2 separate regions of the Homo sapiens genome follow, and region 2 is linked to region 1. Evidence: read pairs that join two places in POLR2A ChIA-PET (ENCODE). Cell type or tissue: MCF 10A. All regions are shown on one strand. Links, peaks and the distances in the headings refer to the core of each region. The heading gives the core; the rest is flanking DNA. Region 1 overlaps HEATR5B (HEAT repeat containing 5B). Region 2 overlaps STRN (striatin).

Region 1 (9,978 bases), core at 20-2,519:
TGAATATCCAAGAATTTCTACAACCTCTGCCTACCACAGATTGTAGAAATCTCTGGTGAGTTCCTCTTCTATTCACTTCAGCAACTACTACAAACTTTTGCCACCCACTTTAAGCTTCTTACTCACAATCTTCCATACCAAATCCATCCAATGAACCTAAATGAAATTTCAAAGAGGGGGAAAAGACTTAACTGCAACCAAAGCCACCTTTACCTCTTTCCTTAAGATCATGTGTTCAGCCTCTTATGTGAGGCTTAATCTGAGGTTAATCTTTCCTTATGTGCTCCTATCCTAACCTATTTGACTTCCTAGGGATTCTTCAAGGACTCTGATCATATCTCGTATGTTTTCAACTTCTCTCTCTAGTTAGGCTACTCTTGTCAGTATAATGACAATGCTCAAGTCTTTCTTATCACATGTCCCCCCTGCACTATTCCCAAAGCCTCCAGATCCTTTTATCTACCCTATGTCCTCCTCTATGTATCTGGCTCCTTCCTTTCCCAGCCTAGATGCTTCCACTTCCTTTACTCTCTTATTCACTCCTCAATCTTCTACTATCTGGCTACTGGTCACCTCAAACAATCCTCTGCGGGAGGTCACCAATAGCCTCCTCTAGACTCATTTCTGTGCTTATTTACTCGATTCTTTCTTTTGAGACTCTGTCTACCCTTCTTGAAACTCCTCCCTTGTCTTTGATAACTCTGTTCTCTTTTGGTTCTCCTGAAACTTCTCTAGCAGTTTCCACTGTTGATTTATTTCCTTCTTCTCAATTTTTAAATGCTATTTATCCTCAAGCTTCCAATCTTGGTCCTCTTTCTTCTTCCTTTATTCAGCCTTCCTAGGCTAGTGTTATCATTTCTCTGGAATTATGAAAAAAGCCTCAGAACTGGCCTCCCTGTCTCCCTTCCCATCTCTTACAAACCAACCTACCTCTACGGGCTGACAGAATGATCCTTCTGAAATATAAAGTTAGTTACATCATTCCTCTACTTAAACATTTTTAATGATTCCCTATCACTTTCAGGATAGGGTTCAAACTCTTTTACATGTCATCAAGAAACCTTCATGATTTGGTCTTCACCTTGTTGTCCAGCCTCATCTAACAACCTCATGTTCCATTCATATCGGCCATAGTAAATGGCTATGCCCTTGAACTTGCCGTGTTCTCTCATGCCTCCTAGTGTTCGTATTTGCTATTCTTTCTGAGAGGAAAACCCGTCCCGCATGTGTTGCCTCACTAATTCCTCTTGAAGATTTGATTCAACCATTGCCCACTCTGAGAAACCATCCTTTGCTTTCCTATCACAACATCGGGCTCCTCCTCTCTATTCTAATTGCAGCTTTACATGCACTAAAATAGCACTTACCACACTGTACCTATCTCCTAATTCAGGCACAGTGAAACTGCTTTCACTATCTATAACCTCAAACCACGTTTGAGGCAGACCAGGCACAGAGTAAAAGTAACTGGGTGAATAAATACAGGGAGTCAGTGTATTCATATCATGTTAAAATAGGATCCAATACAGAAAAAAAATCCATCCTTTTTTCCATTGTAAAGCAATACTCAAAAAAAAACCACACAAGTATCTATCATAGCAATACACTGTACCTGATCTTCTGCAATATGGACTCGAGCATAAGGGGAGTCTAGCAAGGTATGTAAGGCCTGCAGGCATGCTGTAACATGTTCAATGGGCTCCTCAGGTCTAGGGGAACAAAGAAACTGTATACTCACACCTGAAATGCACAAAATAAAAACATGTTTTTTCACTTATAAAACACTTTATGTTGTTTGATCCCATATTTCTTCTCTATTTATGTTTTTACAGATTACCTTAACATGTATTTATTAATACCTTAAAGTAGACTTCAAAATGGTTTCCAAGTTAAACAGCCAAACTCAACATAAGGTTGTAGTTTTGCAATTAGGTTAATATTCAAATTAGCTATGTGTGAAAGAAGGAATTCCCATGCCATCAGGTTGATTATGAAGATATTAAGTTTTTATTTCTAGGACTTTTAAAATAATACATTAAGAAAATAAATTTACAAACATTATAAAATTGTTTTTCATTAAATGGTAGCCAAATAATTTTTCATGCATACAAAGTTTTTAAATGGCAAGTTATAGAGGCACAATGGGTATCATAGTAAACAACTGCTTTTAATTTACATAGGGGTAAAGTCATTGTTTTGGAAGTTTTTCACATTTTCACTTACCAGATCTACTGATGAATCCGATAATTACACCTTATTGTGTTCCTTTTCACTCCCAGAAAACATAAGATCACTAAAAGCTTCATTACCATGTATAAATTCTTAAATGTTAAAAAAGCATCTATAGCTGGGTGCAGTGGCTCATACCTGTAATCTCAGCACCCAGCCGAGGTGGGTGGATCACCTGAGGTCAGGAGTTCGAGACCAGCCTGACCAACATGGAGAAACCCCACCTCTACTAAAAATACAAAATTACCCGGGCGTGGTGGCGCATGCCCATAATCCCAGCTACTTGGGAGGCTGAGGCAGGAGAATCGCTTGAACCCAGGAGGCGGAGGTTGCGGTGAACCGAGATTGCGCCACTGCACTCCAGCCTGGGCAACAAGAGTGAAACTCTGTCTCAAACAAAAAACAAAAAAACAAGAAACAAAAAAGCATTTATAAAGCAATTTTACATTAGGATTCACTGAAATCTTCTTAAACATTTTTTTCTTAATGGGATAATTGGTTAAGTGCCAAGTAAAAAGAAAACCTGTTGTTGAATAAAAAACATATTACGTTTTTTTACTGAAAATTGTTCGATATTGCTGTGTGAATGAGCATGACAGTTAAGTAGTTTCAGTAGTTTTTAATAATTTAATTTCTAGGTTAAAAATTCAATTAACAATTTATAAGGTGAGGTGAAAAATCCTTTCACTTTTCCTTCTCTGAACTGTGCTATACTGTACAAAATCTTTCCATAGCTTTAAAATGAAAGATATGAATTTTCAGAAGTGATAATCTTGAAATATATTAATATGACAGACCTACCTAAAATCAGATGCATTCTGTCTTTGTTAATTTCTGGCAAAGATTTAGCACTACCCACTGCTCCTGATGCCTGGTTTAAATTGACAGATGTAGAACGTTTTTGTAAACCAGATATTGCTGCTGCTTCTGTAGACTCTGAGCACGTAAATCCTGTGCTATTTAACCAAAGTGCCACCGCATGGAGAATTGGGGCCCAGGAATTCCGATAGTGAAGTCTAGCTGTATCAATAGTTTCAGGGGTATAAAATGCTCCACCTGTAAAGCAATCAAATCAATTAAAAACATTACTTTTTTTTTTTTTTTTTTTTTTTTGAGACCAAGTCTCGTTCTGTCGCCCAGGCTGGAGTGCAATGGTGCGATCTTGGCTCACTGCAACCTCCTCCTGCTGGGTTCAAGCAATTCTCCTGCCTCAGCCTCCTCAGAAGCTGGGACTACAGACATGCGCCGCAATGCCCAGCTAATTTTTTGTATTTTTAGTAGAAATGGGGTTTCACCATGCTGGCCAGGCTGGTCTCAAACTCTCAATCCACCCGCCTCAGCCTCCCAAAGTGCTGGGATTACAGGCATGTGCCACTGCACCCGGCCAAAATATTACTATTATACATGTTCGCTCATTTATGAACCACTAACAAAAATACCTGTTACATACAAAAGAGAAATCTAGCCAAAGGGCTTCTCCTCTTTATAAAGCCACCAAAAGTAACCCCTTTTCTGTAGCTGATGAACTGGAATACCTGTCTCTTCCTCACTGATGCTAGTTTTCCAGCCTTTCCTCTGCTACTGCTGATGTCACTAAGTATTCTTACCTTTTCTTACCCTGTTGTCACAGAATTTACCTCTTCATTGTTGCCAGTGGCTCCTAAAACCCTATCATCTTCTCTTTCTATCACAACCAGGGAACTCTGTTTCTTCCCTCTGTTTCTTTCTTCTTCTGCTATTCCTCTCCACCTCCTGTTGTTTCCTCTACTAACACTGAGGACTTCCTCATCACTCCTTGCTGTTATGATGGATTAAGGAAGGAAAAAAGGGGGCGGGGGAACTCCATTATTCTTATCATTAATATATAGGAAGGAGAATGGGTTCTTCAAGTAGGAACTAATAACACACTTTCTAAACAGAAAAAAATGTTGACGATTTCTACACTGATTTTGATAAGAAAACTAAAGTACAATTTGCAAAGCACTTTAGGAACATAATTTATTGGCACACTAGGAATCTGAAATAGAATATGAAAATACAAACATTGAACAGTACAGCAATATACATCTATGGTTATGCATAATGACTTGTTACCCATAGCTATTTAGAATACCCTAGCTCATACAGCTATTATTGTAACAGTGCTTGCTAATATGTTTGCTTCAGCCAACAAAAAAGCTCTATATCTTCTATCTACAAATTCAATATAGAGTACATATTCTAACTGAGACAACATCAAACTTAAGCCACAGAAATTTAAACTGTTACTATAGCAACTGTTGTTGCTAGTCTATACCGTCTCTATTTTGTTTAACTACTACTTTGAACTCCATAAAAGTAAAACTCAGAATGTAATACTCACCATCTGGAGGAAGCTGACTAGAAAATTCGGCTGGTAAAGTCAAGAGTGCATAATCTTTTAATGCTGCTAACCACAGGCGACTGAGTGTTGGTAGTTCAGGTTGTACCAGTGTTATTAAACTATCTGGTGGCAGTTCATCGATGGTACCACAGTCGTCATCATCATCGTCAGTATTTTTAATTGCTCTTTTTGGTTTTGACTCTGCTTCCTTTTTAATATTCATAGCGACCACATATACCTAATATGATATTTATGAGGACAAAATAGTAAGGCATAAGATAAAAAAATAAGATATTTTACGTTATTATAAAAATACAGTTAAATCATCAAAGATAACTGGGTATAGATATTAGAAAGTATACACTTTGGCTGGGTGCGGTGGCTCACACCTGTAATCCCAGGACTTTGGGAGGCCAAGGCGGGTAGATCATGAGGTCAAGAGATTGAGACCATCCTGGCCAACATAGTGAAACCCTGTCTCTACGAAAAATACAAAAATTAGCCGGGCATGGTGGCAGGCACCTGTAGTCCTAGCTACTCCAGAGGCTGAGGCAGGGGAATCGCTTGAACCAGGGAGGCGGAGGTTGCAGTGAGCCGAGATCGCGCTGCTGCACTCCAGCCTGGTGACAAAGTGAGACTCTGTCTCAAAAAAAAAAAAAAAAAAAAAAAAGAAGAAAGTATATACTTTGATCAGGTGCAGTGGCTCATGCCTGTAATCCCAGCACTTTGAGAAGCTGGGAATCACTTGAAGCCAGGAGGTCAAGACCAGCCTGGGTAATATAGCAAGACCCTATCTCTACAAAAAATAACAAAAATGCTAGCCAGGCATGGTGGCACATGCCTGTAGCCCCAGCTACTTGGGAGGCTAAGGCAGAAGGATCGCTTAAGCCCAGGAGTTCAAGGTTCCAGTGAGCTATGATCGTGCCACTGCATTCCAGCCTGGGCACCAGATTTGAGATCCTGTCTCAAAAAAAGAAAAAAAAAAGTATATACAACTCCATGATTTCCTGATAAACACAAAAGAATAATTCCATTTGCCTTGGAGACATTTTTCTAAAAAAACTGATCTGACTTCTGACTATTCCTCTGATGGCATGTTCCTTGAGTAGCCTTCTCAGAGTTTTTTCTGGCTTCCCTCATTCTACTTTACAAAGCACCCCCCGCCTCCACTTTTTTTTTTTTTTTTTTGCCACAGGGTATAACTCTGTTTCTGCCTCCACCTTCCTAGACTTATTAGACAACCAGGCATTCAAAGTAAGCAGCTGAGAGGCAAAAAGAGACATCAGAAAGGATTTCCATAAATATCCTTCTAAACTCCTTCTTACACAGACCTTAAATGATATTTTGCAATCTAGCATTTACAACAGATAGCCTGGCTAATATAATCTGCTAGTCACATACATTACCTGTATCCTTTCTCTCTAGTTTGTGAGCCAAAAAGACATAAAAGCAACTTTCCTAAAATATAATTTCAAAGATTCTTCTTTATTGAATCATATTTATTTTCCTTTGTTTTGTAATACATTTAGGCTTTGGCTACTGGCACATACAAAGCTGAATAACGTATTAATGAGAAAACAAAAAAAGAAAGGAATGACAGCAAGCAAGAAAAGAATTGCTCTAGATAAAAATCTCGAGAAAACTGTCTTCCCTCCACAGTGTTACATCCATTGTACCTAACGAGAAAGCCTAAGTATGGTATCTGTATAGGTACACTGCAAGCTTCTTGATGAGAAGCACTGTGTCTTACCCCTATTCCCACACCAAGCAGACTTACAGCACAGAGAAAATATACAGCAATTGACTAAATTCTAAAATAGGGACTTTGGATCTCAAGTTATGAATATATTACTGTCATATCTTCTAGTGAGTACATGCTTGTTTCCCCCCTAAATTTGTTATTACACTGTTTTTTTTTTTGAGATGGGAGTCTCGATCTGTAACCCAGGCTGGAGTGCAGTGGTGCGATCACAGCTCACTGCAATCTCCACCTCCCGGGTTCAAGTGATTCTCCTGTCTCAGGGTCCAGGGTAGCTGGGATTACAGGCACACACCAGCAAGCCTGACTAATTTTTGTATTTTTAGTAGAGACAGGGTTTCTCCACGTTGGCCAGGCTGGTCTCAAACTCCTGACCGCAGGTGATCCATCCTTCTCAGCCTCCCCAAGTGCCCAGCCACTAACATTTTTAAGAAAATGTCACAATAAGCACTCTTAAGTATATCCAGCCATTCATTCATCAAATCCTTACTAGGTAGGCACCTTTTGCCTTGAATTTGTTATTGTTCTAGGACTGGAAGCAAAAAAAAAAAACAAATAATACATAGTTTTTGCTTTCCATGAATTCACAGGCTAATATTACAATGAGAGGGAAGTAAAAAGGTGCTTAAGAGAAGAAACTTTTAAAGATTTGGCTTTAATTATTTATCTTCTACAAAGATAATCTTTTTAATGCTTTATCTTCTAGTACACTCTACCCAGTGCACAGACAGTGTCTGGTACCTAATGAACACTCGGCAGTTTATGCAATGAGTGAATGAATCTCAGGGAACATCACAGATAAACGAATCTTAGCCTTGGGAGTGTGAGAAAGGTGAGACCGTTTTTAAGGACAAAAGTTGACTTGCTCATAGGCAGAGATGGAAAGGGAGCTTACAGGCAGAGGGAACAGCCAGAGCAAGAGCACAAAAACAGGAAACTGCATGGTAATCTAAGTATGCAAATTTCTCATATAGACGGAGCACAGGTTATAAGCTGGAAGTAGCTGAAGTTTTTACTCTGCAGGCAATGGGGAAGCAAGGGTGTCACTGTAAGACTTTACGGTCTATGTATGCATTTTTCCTCGACTTATAATTTTATTTTAATAATTATGCTATAAAAAGTTGGAAAAATAAGAGTTAAAAATGACTCATAACCTCAATTTCTGGGTTTTCATATTCTATCTTTGTAAGTTATAATTTTGATGTACAGAGATTCTGTATTTAGTTTTACTGATAAACATGTCATAGGGTTTTCCCATGTGAATACCAGTTTTCATAACCATTATTTTAATGACTTACAGTGGATGACCCACAATGTATCTACCAGTTTTCCTACAGTTGAAATTTTATATTTACTTCTAATTCTTTACTTAGCATTGGGAATCCTAGAAAGATGAAATACAGCTTTCGAAGACAAAAGATATTCATTTCTTCACATTATAAATAGTGTTGCAAGTAAACATTTTTGTAAACTTACCTCTTTTCCATATTTTGGATATTTTTCACTAGACTACAGGCCCAGAAATGGAATCACTGGGTCAGTGTTTACAAATATTTTTATGACTCTGAATAGACACTGCCAAATGCTTTCTAAAAAGGTTCTATATTTTATATTGCTACCTGCAATATATGAGAATATATCTTTCAGACCTATTTTAAAATAAATTTTTAGGCTTATTTTTCTTATAGATATTACACAAAAAAGGACAATCAGAAGCATAAGCAAAATGAAGAAAATTAAAACTACACATAATGCTACTACTCAGATACAATGCTGTTACCAGTCTAAACAGTTATATAAACACGCTCAGTTTTTTACCTAATGTGTGCGTGCGTGTGTGTATAATTTCTACCCCAATTTTCTAGTCACTTAATATCATCATCTTTCAAGATCAAGAAATACATTTAGGTTATTTCCACTTTTTTGTGAATAATAACACCATAACAAATACCCTTGTAGCAGAACCTTTGTGCATATCCTTAAATATTCCTGAAAATAATGTGTGCAGTTTTTTAATTAATTAAATTTTTTTTTTTTGAGACAAGAGTCTCGCTCTTGTTGCCCAGGCTGCAGTGCAATGGCGTGATCTTGGCTCACTGCAATCTCTGCCTCCCGGGTTCAAGTGATTCTCCTGCCTCAGCCTCCCAAGTAGCTGGGATTACAGGCATGCACCACCATGCCAGGGTAATTTTGTATTTTTAGCAGAGACAGTGTTTCACCATATTGGCCAGGCTGGTCTCGAACTCCTGACCTCAGGTGATCCGCCTGCCTCGGCCTCCCAAAGTGCTGGGATTACAGGTGTGAGCCACCACGCCTGGCCTAGGGCGCAGTTTTAGAGGATGTACAGAGGAAGGTGCTGAAGACACAAAGAAGAAGAGTAGACAGCACTGAGCTTCACACAGTCTCCTCCTCACTCTCATGCCTAACTGATACCTCCTCCTATCCTCCATGTTTCAATGTAAACATCACTTTCTCCAAAAAGGCTACTTCTGAGCCTCCAGCCTATTGTAACTGCCTCTGCTATGTGTTCCAAAACACTTTGTAACTTTGTATTTCTCCTGTGATAATGCTCCTTACCCTTTGGTACATCTACTTGTTTACCAGTTTGTCTTGCTCAGCAAACGTAATATATCTCACCCCCGTATTCTCAACTGCTAACCTGACAGAGCTGAAGCTAAACAACACTTTGTTGAATGAATCAGAGGGTGGGAAGTAAGGGAATGAGAAAAGTTTAGTCTTAGATTAGCGGAAAAGCTTAAAATAATTATAACTCCAATAGTCTTCCCTTAAACGTGGTTTCACTTTCTATGGTTTCAGTTACCTGTTGCTGAATACCACGAAAATAGGGAAGTGAGATACTGAGCTGGTAGAGGAAGGAATTAGTTACTTCAATACTGGAGGGCAGATGATAAGAATTCAATAGTAACTGGCAGAAGGAATTTAGAAAAATGAATTTAAAACAATGTAATTATATATTTTTTAAAGTGACTGTGAGAATGAAAAAGGTAAAACTAGCTATTAAAAAACAAAACAAGCTGGGCACTGTGGTGCGTGCCTGCAGTCCCAGCTACGCGGATGGCTGCGGCAGGAGGACTGTTTGGGCCCAGAAGTTCAAGTCCAGGCTGGGCAACAAAGCAAGACCCTACCTTTAAAAAAAAGAAACAAAACCCCTATGGCCTCAATATCAAGGTGGCAAGTCACCTGAAATTTAATCAAATAAAAGATTTTTGGCATAAAATATTTTCTGTTATATTTTTGAGTTTTTCCTACCTAATTTCCTCATATTATGTAGGAGAGCCCTTCCTCAATATAGAGGTTTTCAGTACACTGATTAACAAATTTTCAAAAAGTATTCCATATCAAGGGTTAGTTTTTAAAAAACAAAAATTTTTTTACCAACAAGAGTAGAGGAACATTTTCTCATGGATGAAGAAATGGGTCAAAAACAATAGATTGTGGTTTAGTCGTTACCTCTGCCCAAGCTTTGAGAACAGCCAGTTTTTCCATGGTCGTGGCACTCTCTCGGTACAGCTGGCTGGAAGATCCTTTTCCAGCCTGAACTTTGTCCAGAGAAGAAACAAGAAGATTGTGTACTCGACGGAGATCATTGAGATCACTGACAACTCCA
Region 2 (10,379 bases), core at 5,009-7,508, 74 kb before region 1:
GCGGTGAGCCAAGATCGTACCATTGCACCCCAGCCTGGGCAACAAGAACGAAACTCCGTCTCAAAACAAATAAACAAAAAAGAACACCACTTTTCATTTTACTGAATTACCTTTCCTGTTTAAGAGCATACTCCAACATTTTGATCCTCCTCACAAGATCCTTCTTCAAATTTTCTTGGCCCTTCCTTTCTCCCTGCAGGAAGGCAATCTGGGCCTGAGTAGGGGAAAGACAGAAAAAATTCAGTTTAGACCAAAAAAAAAAGTTTTTTTAACTCAGTAAAGAACCATTGGAAGTTTGAACAATTAGATGCAAAAATATTTCCTTTACACATTTCTCACAAAGTATGTACAAATATAAAAATGCACTGACTGCAAGGGGGAAAAAGGATTTAAGTTAAAAAGGGCTGGGGGGACATCTAAATGCATTTTACTTCAGGGTAGGGATTTTACAACACATAGTCCACATCATTTAAGAGTCTACAATATAAAACAACTAATATTGCCGGATGCGGTGGCTCACACCTGTAATCCCAGCACTTTGGGAGGCTGAGGCGGGTGGATCACTTGAGGTGAAGAGTTCAAGACCAGCCTGGCCAACATGGTGAAACCCTGTCTCTACTAAAAATACAAAAATTAGCTGGGCCTGGTGGCACCTGTAATCCCAGCTACTCGGGAGGCTTAGGCAGGAGAATTGCTTGAACCCAGGAGGCAGGGGTTGCAGTAAGCCGAGATCACGCCTCTGCACTCCATCCTGGGTAACAGAGTGAGACTCCATATCAAAAAATAAAATAAAACAACTAATATTAATGCAAACAAATGCAAGGTGTACAGTACAGTTTGCTAAAGTGTTTGTCTTTTTGCCATCAACAGGATCTTTTTATAAAGCAGGAAGGGTTAAAGTAAAATCAGTTCTTATAATCCCCTTGCACAAGCTTCATCATATATTTAAATTTTATGACAGATTCCTTAAGTGACTTTATTTTGGACCTCCCCTACAAACAATAAATTGCTCCCTTTTCTCAATCCCCACCATTTTTCTCACCCACCTTGACATGTAATCCATAGAAAAAAGAAAGTGAAAGTTGGGAAAAGGAAAATTAGAGACAATGGCCTTCTGCCCATTCCTGCCCCCCACCCCAAGGAATTACTAAAACCCTACATTTGAACATGAAACGAACTGTAAACAACTTTTAAAGTCAGTAAAACAGAGGGGTAGGAAAGAGTAGCTCTCCAGAATATTAAAAGAACATTGACAATTGAAATACTATCTTTCACATAAGAAATTGAAACTATGTCACAAACACTAACTTGTTAAAGTGACTCATAATACCTCTTAAAAGTCATAAGGGCCTCAAAACTAGCTATAAATTTCACTATTCTCACATGTACCACCACGTCCGTCTATTATACTGACCCACTAAGACAGGTAACAATGTTATTTATGTATCTACAGTGCTTTCCATTAAGTGAGCAAGAACTTTACATTTAAGGATGACCTTGCCACATCCCTAAGGAATTGTGAGGATTGTGCAACTAAGGTTTAGCAAGTGAGCCATTAAACTTAATTCTCATTCAAGCTTAGTTTGAATGAGCTTTGTTCCTATTCAGTACCACAAGAAACATAAAATCCAACTTATCTAGTCTCTTATAACTTTCAAAATGTAGGTAGTTTGTTAGGCTTTTGTTTTCATTTCAATGTGCTCTTAAATTTTACATTACAATTAAAGGAAGGATTACATTTACCTTACTGAAATAAAAGTGGTCTGAAAACAATTCAATTGTTTTCAGAGGAAAAGGCATCAAATAACCACAAGACTCTTTTGAAATTATATATTCTGCAGTGGGATAATTATGTTACCTAACCAGAATAGTAATGACACATGCATTTAAAGCTGATAAAAATGAAAGTCGTGTCAAAAGGAAATGACAGCCCAACTTGTCATTTCCAAATGTTTGTCTATGCCAAACGTGCTTTGGCATAGAACTTTATATGCTCTTTAAAATGACTTTAATAAAAATAATAAGCTAATCAATGCAATCAAACTTTGAAGGTAATAACAATATCAATTATCTATTTTGTCCCCTCGATACTCCTTGGCTAGTTTTGCATTTCTGCTAACATCATTGGTCCTGGATGATTCTGAAACTTCAGCCTACAATACCATAAAGTCTTTACTGTATATGTTCAACTTCAAGCATAAGAGAAATTACAATTAAAAGTATAATCAGAGGCTGGGCACAGTGGCTCAGCCCTGTAATTAACAGCACTTTGGGAGGCCGAGGCGGGTGGATAACTTGAGCTCAGGAGTTTGAGCCTAGCCTGTGCAACATAGCGAGACCACGTCCCCACAAAAAATTTAAAAAATCAGCCAGGCATGGTGGCATGTGTCTGTGGTCCCAGCTACTTGGGAGGCTGAGGCAGGAGAATCACCTCAGCCCAGGAGGCCAAGGCTGCAGTGAGCAGTGATCACACCACCACACTCTAACATGGGTGACAGAGTGAGACCCTATATCAAAAAAACAAAAAAAAGGGGGGGGGGGGTGGTAATCAGGGCCAGGCATGGTAGCTAATACCTGTAATCCCAGAACTTTGGGAGACTGAGGTGAGAGGATAGCTTGAGGCTGGAGTTTGAGACCATCCTGGCCAACATACCAAGACATCTCATAAAAAAATTAAAAATATAAAAAATAAAGTACAATCAGATTTCTTCTTTTCCATCAGATGGATAAAGTTCAGTAATTTAATAATATGGTAAAAAACAGACATTTAAATGTTAGCTGTGGTGATATAAACCAGTTTCACTTTATAGAGGACAACTGGTAATATCTGTCAAGTTTGTAAATGCATATACCCTTTAACTCAGCAATTTTAGAATGGTATCCTTCAAATATATATTTGCACATATGTGAAATTATGTAATACATGACTGATAAAACACAGACAAGAATATGTATACAACCCAAATGACCACCTAAAGGAGACTGGTTAAATAAATGAATATAATTGAAAGAAAATTAGGACCTGAACTAAGACCTTTGAGAAAAGAGTAAAAGACTATGAGAATAATGTCAATCTTTTACCTTTTTTTTCTCTAGGAAACTTAGATATTAGAAACAGTCTTAAAACACATTCCTACATAAAAAAAAACGAATTCCTTCTGTAAAACGACCTCAGTCGAAAGCATAATAATTGGTATAAATTCTTACTCTTTTAAAATAAAGATTAAATTCCAGCTAAAAATTCTCCAGATATGGCAGTATATTGCTCTTTGAATTGAATTGAGGAAGGGCGAGGGTGAGAGACATAAAAGACGAAAACAGCAAAAGGAAGAAAAAAAGGGAAGGAAAAAAGGTAAAAAGAAAAAGAGGAAAATAGGTCGGACACAGTGGCTCACACCTGTAATCCCAGAACTTTGGGAGGCCGAGGCGGGGGGATCACTTGAGGTCAAGAGTTCGAGACCAGCCTGGCCAACATGGTGAAACCCTGTCTCCACTAAACATACAAAAATTAGCCAGGCATGGTGGCAGGCACCTGTATTCCCAGCTACTTGGAAGACTGAGACAGAAGAATCACTCAAACCCAGGAGGCGGAGGTTGCAGTGTGCAGAGATCACACCACTGCACTCCAGCCTGGGCGACACAGTGAGACTCCATCTTAAAAAAAAAAAGGCAGGGCGCAGTGGCTCACTCCTGTAATCCCAGCACTTTGGGAGGCCGAGGCGGGTGGATCACGAGGTCAGGAGTTCAAGACCAGCCTGACCAAGATGGTGAAACCCCATCTCTACTAAAAATACAAAAAAAAAAATTAGCCGGGCGTGGTGGCAGGTGCCTGTAATCCCAGCTACTTGGGAGGCTGAGGCACAGAATTGCTTGAACCCAGGAGGCAGAGGCTGCAGTGAGCCGAGACCACGCCACTGCACTCCAGCCTGGGCAACAGAGTGAGACTCCGTCTCAAAAAAAAAAAAAAAAAAGTGACATGAATAAAATGTTTAAAAAATTACAAATCATCATACTGCCATTTATCAGTACAACTAAACCTAATAACAGCATATACTTCTGGAGAAGAAAACTTTGGAATTATCTTCAAGGAAAATGAATGTTGAACTTCCATGATACTTTATACGTATTTTTCACAGTATAGAAAATTATTCACTTCCTAACCATTATAAACAAAAAAGATAAAAATAATAGAAGGAAGACATTTTACTATTTAAGTCTGCATGACAAAAAGAAAATTTATTTTTGTATTATTTTCAATTCTAATTTGTCAAAAGGATATATGTAAATAGGAATATAGATCTTCTATAAACAGGTTTATCTGCATACATAATATCTAATAAACAATTAAAATATTTAAAATGCACCATTTAATTTATTAAAGCCCCCCCACCCCTTTTTTTTTCTTTTGAGACGGAGTCTCGCTCTGTCGCCCAGGCTGGAGTGCAGTGGTGCGATTTCGGCTCACTGCAACTTCAGCCTCCCAGGGTCGAAGTAATTCTCCTACCTCACCCTCCTGAGTAGCTGGGATTACAGGTGCACACCACCACGCCAAGCTAATTTTTGTATTTTTAGTAGAGACAGGGTTTTACCATGTTGGTCAGGCTGTTCTCAAACTCCTGACCTCGTGATCCACCCACCTCAGCCTCCCTAAGCGCTGGGATTACAGGTGTGAGCCACCACGCCCAGCCTTATTGAAGCCATTTTAAACTACCTTGTATTCTAAAATTTAAAAGGGCTAGGATTCAAAATTGAAATCACTGAGAAGTAAATTCAAAATGAAAAATACACAAAATTCTTGGGTTGGACACTTTTCAGTAGCTTTTCAGTTACTTGCTATGGAATATAAAGAGCATTCACTTTTACAAAAATCTAAAATAAAATATTATAAAGCTTGATTAATTTAAGGTTCTCATCTTTTGATTTGAACACAAACTTCAAAGTAAAAGAGGAAATATATAAGTAAAAGTCAATTATATGGTTACAGTGTACAATGAAGTTTCAATAATCGCTTTATGTCTTAATGCCTTCTATAAACTATATCTATTCCCTCTGAAAAGCTTTGGATTATATTATCCTCTTAAATCTAGGCTGCTAGTTTTCTCTGGCACATAATCACTGCCTGTAGCCCTCTCTCTTAAAGACAGTGTCATTATCAGGCTAGGCGCGGTGGTTCATGCCTGTAATCCCAGCACTTTGGGAGACCGAGGCAGGTGGATCACCTGAGGTCAGGAGTTCGAGACCAGCCTGACCAGTATGATGAAACCCCATCTCTACTAAAAATACAAAAATTAGCCAGGCATGGTGGCGTGTGCCTGTAGTCCCAGCTACTCAGGAGGCTGAGACAGGAAAATTGCTTGAACCTGGGAGGTGGAAGTTGCAGTGAGCCAAGATCATGCCACTGCACTCCAGAATGGGCAACAGAGCGAGACTCCATCTCAAAAAAAAAAAAAAAGTGTCATTATCATTTGGTGACATCAAACTTTACCATCAGAATCACCCAGATGACTTGTTAAAACACAATTTTTTAGGTTCTACCCTCAGAGTTGCTCATTCAGTAGGTCTGGAGTGGGGCCCAAGAATTTGCATTTCTAGTAAGTACCCAGGTGATAATGCTGCTGATCTGGGACCAACCTTGGAGAACCACTGACTTAAACCGTTTGTAACACAGTTAGGAGGCCAAAAACAAAAAACAAAGCAAAACAAAACAAAAAGCAGGAAACAGTCTGTTAAGGAGCAAGGAAAAGAACAGTCCCAGAGGCCGGGCGCAGTGGCTCAGGCCTGTAATCCTAGCACTTTGGGAGGCCGAGACGGGTGGATCACTTGAGGTCAGGAGTTCTTAACCAGCCTGGCCAACATGGTAAAACCCCCATCTCTACTAAAAATATAAAAAAATTAGCCAGGTGTGGTGGCAAGCGCCTGTAATCCCAGCTACTCTGGCTCAGGCAGGAGAACTGCTTGAACCTGAGAGGTAGAGGTTGTGGTGAGTCGAGATCATGCCACTGCACTCCAGCCTGAATGACAGAGCAAAATTGCCTCAAAAAAAAAAAGAAAAAGAAAGAAGCAAAGAATAGTCCCAGAACCCTACCTCTTTTTTTTCCCCAAAGTGTTGAGATTACAGGTGTGAGCTATCGCGTCCAGCCCCAGAACCCTACCCTTTTTACTCCACAGAAGTTTGGAGTCTTATACAGGCCTTCAAGCTGACAGACGAGTACATACTAGCTTTTTGATTCTCTTCCAAATTCCTTAGTTATGACTATACTTTTGGCAGTCTCCTGATAAAATAAAATCTACCAATATATTTCAGTTCAATCACATGTTTGGGAAATACCTACTTCCCATCAAGTCTAAACTGCTGTAAAGGAGAATATAGGAAAAACAAATAAAACCAAGTTTCTACCCACAATGTACTTCCAATCTCGTTAGGGTACAAGACCAGCTTGTACACAAGCTGTGTTATGTTCACAAAAACAGCTAAGAAAAGATAGTGCAGTACTAATAAACGAGGATTCAAGTGATAAAATCAAATATTTGTATTTGTTCATTTAACAATATTAACTAAACACCTACTTTGTGCCTGGCAGTTATTGGTACTGGGACTAAAGTAGTGACAAAACAAAACAGAGCTAACAATCCAGTGAATGAAACATATGTTGCCTAAGACATATGTGTACCAGTAGCATATGTTATATTTACTTAGAACCAGAAACACAGTTGCAGGCAAAAGCAGTGAATATAAAAATAAACACAAAAAGCAACTGGATGCCTATTTAACTCTGGAGTCAAGTAGAGAACTGATGTTCAACTTTAAAACTGCTTGCTTGCTTGCTTATTCATTTATTTGTTTATTTATTTGAGACAGGGTCTCGCTCTGTTGCCCAGGCTGGAGTGCAGTCATAGCTCACAGCAGCCTCGAAATCCTGAACTCAATCAATTCTCCCGCCTCAGCCTCCCAAGTTGCTGGGACTATAGGCGCATACGACCACATGCAGCTGATTTTAATCTTTTTGGTAGAGACAGGGTCTTGCTATGTTGCCAGGCTGGTCTCGAACTCCTAGCCTCAAGCAATCCTCTCACCTTGGCCTCCCAAAGTGCTGGAAATACATGCATAAGCCACTGCACCAAGCCTAAAAACTGTATTCTAATCTGGTATTTATTCTACAGCTAGTTTTACTTTTTTTTTGAGACAGTCTCACTCTGTTGCCCAGGCTGGAGTACAGTGGCGTGATCTCGGCTCACTGCAACCTCCACCTCCCGGGTTCAAGCAATTCTCCTATGTCAGCCTCCAGAGTAGCTGGGATTACAGGCACCCGCCACTGCGTCTGGCTAATTTTTGTATTTTTAGTAGAGACAGGGTTTCACCGTGTTGGCCAGGCTGGTATCAAACTCCTGACCTCGGGTGATCTGCCTGCCTCGGCCTCCCAAAATGCTGGGATTACACGCGTGAGCCACCGCACCCGGCCTAGTTTCACATTTTAACAAACTAGTCAGTCTCCTGAAATTTTCCTAATAAATAAAATTACTGTACCATTTTATTTATTTACCTATTGTCACATTTCAAAAAAAGATAAGATGTGAACTTATGGATTATATTGAAAATAAAGATAAATTTCATTTTATGTTTTTTAGAGATGAGGGTCTCTCTTTGCTGCCAGGTTAGGAGTACAGTGGCATGATCATAGTTCACTACAGCCTTGAACTCCCGGGCTCAAGTGATCCTTCTAGATAACATTTTACCTCTGAAATGCTATAGGAGATACTGGTATATTCTTTCAAAAGCAATCTCTCCATCCCTAAATGTAAGATTACAAACATAGATTTTCGTATACAGAAAACCCTCAACTGCCCAAATTCTCACTTAAAGCACTAAATTAATTACACCCACATTATCACCTTATGGCAGCTTATAAATAAATGTACATCAGTAGGTTTCTTGAGATCCCAAAGGCTCCCTCAGAACTCGAATCAGTCAGTTAAATTCCCTCAGCACATCTTCCTATCTTTCACCTCTTTATAAATGTTCCTTATGTTTGCTCAAAGGGCTAGAAATTCCATTTTTTTTTAATTTACACACACACACACACACACACACACATATATATGCAGTTAGCCCTTCATATCCATGAGTTCTACACCTGCAGATTCAGTCAACCATCTATCAAAAACATTCAATAAACAATAAATACAAAATTTTAAAAATACAGTATAACAACTTTTCACAGCATTTACATTAAGTATTATAAATAATCTAGAGATGATTTAAAGTATATGGGAGGGTGTGCATAGTTTATATGCAAATACTACACCACCTTATATAAGAAAATTGGAACTTGAGCATCCACAGTTTTTTGTATTGGATGGGGGAGTTCCCGGAACCAATACCCTACAGACATCAAAGGATAACTGTATATGTACATATACACATATGTAGAAGAAAAGAGAGAATAAGATATCAATCAAGGGAGGAATTCTGCAGATTTACGGTATGAGACAGTATGATATTCATAGATTTAACATTCATGGTTACCACTGTTTTGAGAGCTACCCAGAAGATACTTTGTTAAGGCAATGGAGAAGCTAGAGGCCCAATGTAGGGGCTAAATGCATGAGTCTAGCCTAACACCAAGCATTTGTTTTTGGAAGTTTTTTTGAGACAGGGTTGGAGTGCAATGGCACGATCACAGCTCACTGTAGTCTTGACCTCCTGGGCTCAGGCGATTCTCCTGCTTCAGCCTCTCGAGGAGCTGGGCCCACAGGTGTGTGCTGCCATGCCCAGCCAAGCATTTGTATTAAAGTTAAAAGGCGATGACTCTAAACAGTTTAAGAAAAAAAACTAGGCTGGGCACGGTGGCTTAACCTTGTAACCCCTGCACTTTGGGAGGCCGAGGCAGGTGGATCACCCGAGGTCAGGAGTTTGATACCAGCCTGGCCAACACGGCGAAACCCTGTCTCTACTAAAAATACAAAAAAATTACCCGGGTGTGGTGGCGGGCGCCTGTAGTCCCAGCTACTCTGGAGGCTGAGGAAGAATGGCGTGAACCTAGGAGGCAGAGCTTGCAGTGAGCAGAGATCACGCCACTGCACTCCAGCCTGGGTGACAGAGGGAGACTCCGTCTCGAAAGAAAAAAGAAAAAAAACTAAATCTATTGATGTAAAATGCTCTCTGCCCCCACAAAGAAAGAAAAATGTAAGGACTAAGAAAATGGCAGCTCTTAACCAGAAAAAGAACAGAAATGTTCTATATCTCCCCCATCAAAAATCAGTGAACTAATTCAGCAAATGCTCCAACCTGAGCAAAAAGGATTCAAGTGAAATAAAACCTTCATTAAAGTTGAAAAGGATATTAACTTGTAGAATATGCGTACATGTAAGAAACATAACATTACTCTCAATGGAAATATAATTCAGATAAGGAATTCCACAAAAAGATGTCTTAATCTTAAAATCTGAGGATTTACAGAGCTCTCAGAAAGCATTACTTGCAAATGATAAGTCTTCTATAACGTATGATTTTGTTTATGGTTAGCTCCAAAAGAGTTAACATGTTTTAAACCAACATGATTATCTGTTGATAGGTATATAATCTCTAAAGAAGTATTCTTCAATAGGCAACACTTCTCATATTTAAAACATTCAGTCTTTATGTATAAATTATGAATCCATAAATCTTAAGGAACTACATAAAGCCCAAACTCTTCCCAACGGAAGAAGGCTATCGACAATCTGTTCCCATCCCCTCTATCTAGTTTTGTCTTCCACATTCCTACTCACACATCCTATGTTCCAATCAAAGTAGTCAATTAGGCTGGGCACGGTGGCTCATGCCTGTAATCCCAGCACTTTGAGAAGCCTAGATGGATGGATCACTTGAACTCAGGAGTTTGAGTCCAGCCATGGGCAAGATGGTGAAACCCCGTCTCTACTGAAAATACAAAAATTAGCCCGGTGTGGTGGCTCAAAACTGCAGCCCCAGCTACTCGGGAGGCTGAGGCACAAGAATCGCTTGAATTTGGGAGGCAGAGGTTGCAGTGAACTGAGACTACACCACTGTGCTCTAGCCTGGGCAACAGAGGGGAGGATGGTGGGCAAAGGAAGGAACGAAACTCATAATTTTATATTTTTAAAAAAATAAGTAGACAGTTAGTCTTCAGATACTACACCTGAACATTCCCAGCTCCATGCCTTGGCTTATGCCCTTCTCTCTCCTACCTCTCCAAATGCCCTTTCATTTTCGGATTCTACCAATGTCCTAGTCTGAGCCTACACACACCACAGTAATCCCTTCTCTGAATTCCAAGAGCATTTCTTATTTTCTATTTAAAAACAAAACAAAAAAACCTCTGTATGTACATATTATTTTAACACTTTATGAGACTTATATT

Evidence for each region. Peaks named below come from ENCODE experiments on the same cell type or tissue, not always from the same donor. Only the 100,000 strongest peaks of a DNase experiment are listed, where the experiment ranks them.
Region 2: POLR2A ChIA-PET joins it to region 1 with 10 read pairs; 6 of 35 experiments call an interaction of 5 or more read pairs at or near these places.

Annotation. Positions count from the first base shown.
Region 1 is chr2:37,004,020-37,013,997 of GRCh38, forward strand. HEATR5B (HEAT repeat containing 5B) reads right to left here. Exons shown (of 36, transcript NM_019024.3): 27 at 9,822-9,978; 28 at 4,592-4,829; 29 at 3,031-3,285; 30 at 1,613-1,740. Among named protein-coding and RNA genes, the nearest start is that of STRN, 42 kb to the left of the region's middle. In MCF 10A, for the core only: a CTCF peak has its summit at 1,197; no DNase peak of the experiment used is centred there.
Region 2 is chr2:36,924,995-36,935,373 of GRCh38, forward strand. STRN (striatin) reads right to left here. Exons shown (of 18, transcript NM_003162.4): 2 at 111-214. Among named protein-coding and RNA genes, the nearest start is that of STRN, 36 kb to the right of the region's middle. In MCF 10A, for the core only: no CTCF peak of the experiment used is centred there; a DNase peak (open chromatin) is centred at 6,197.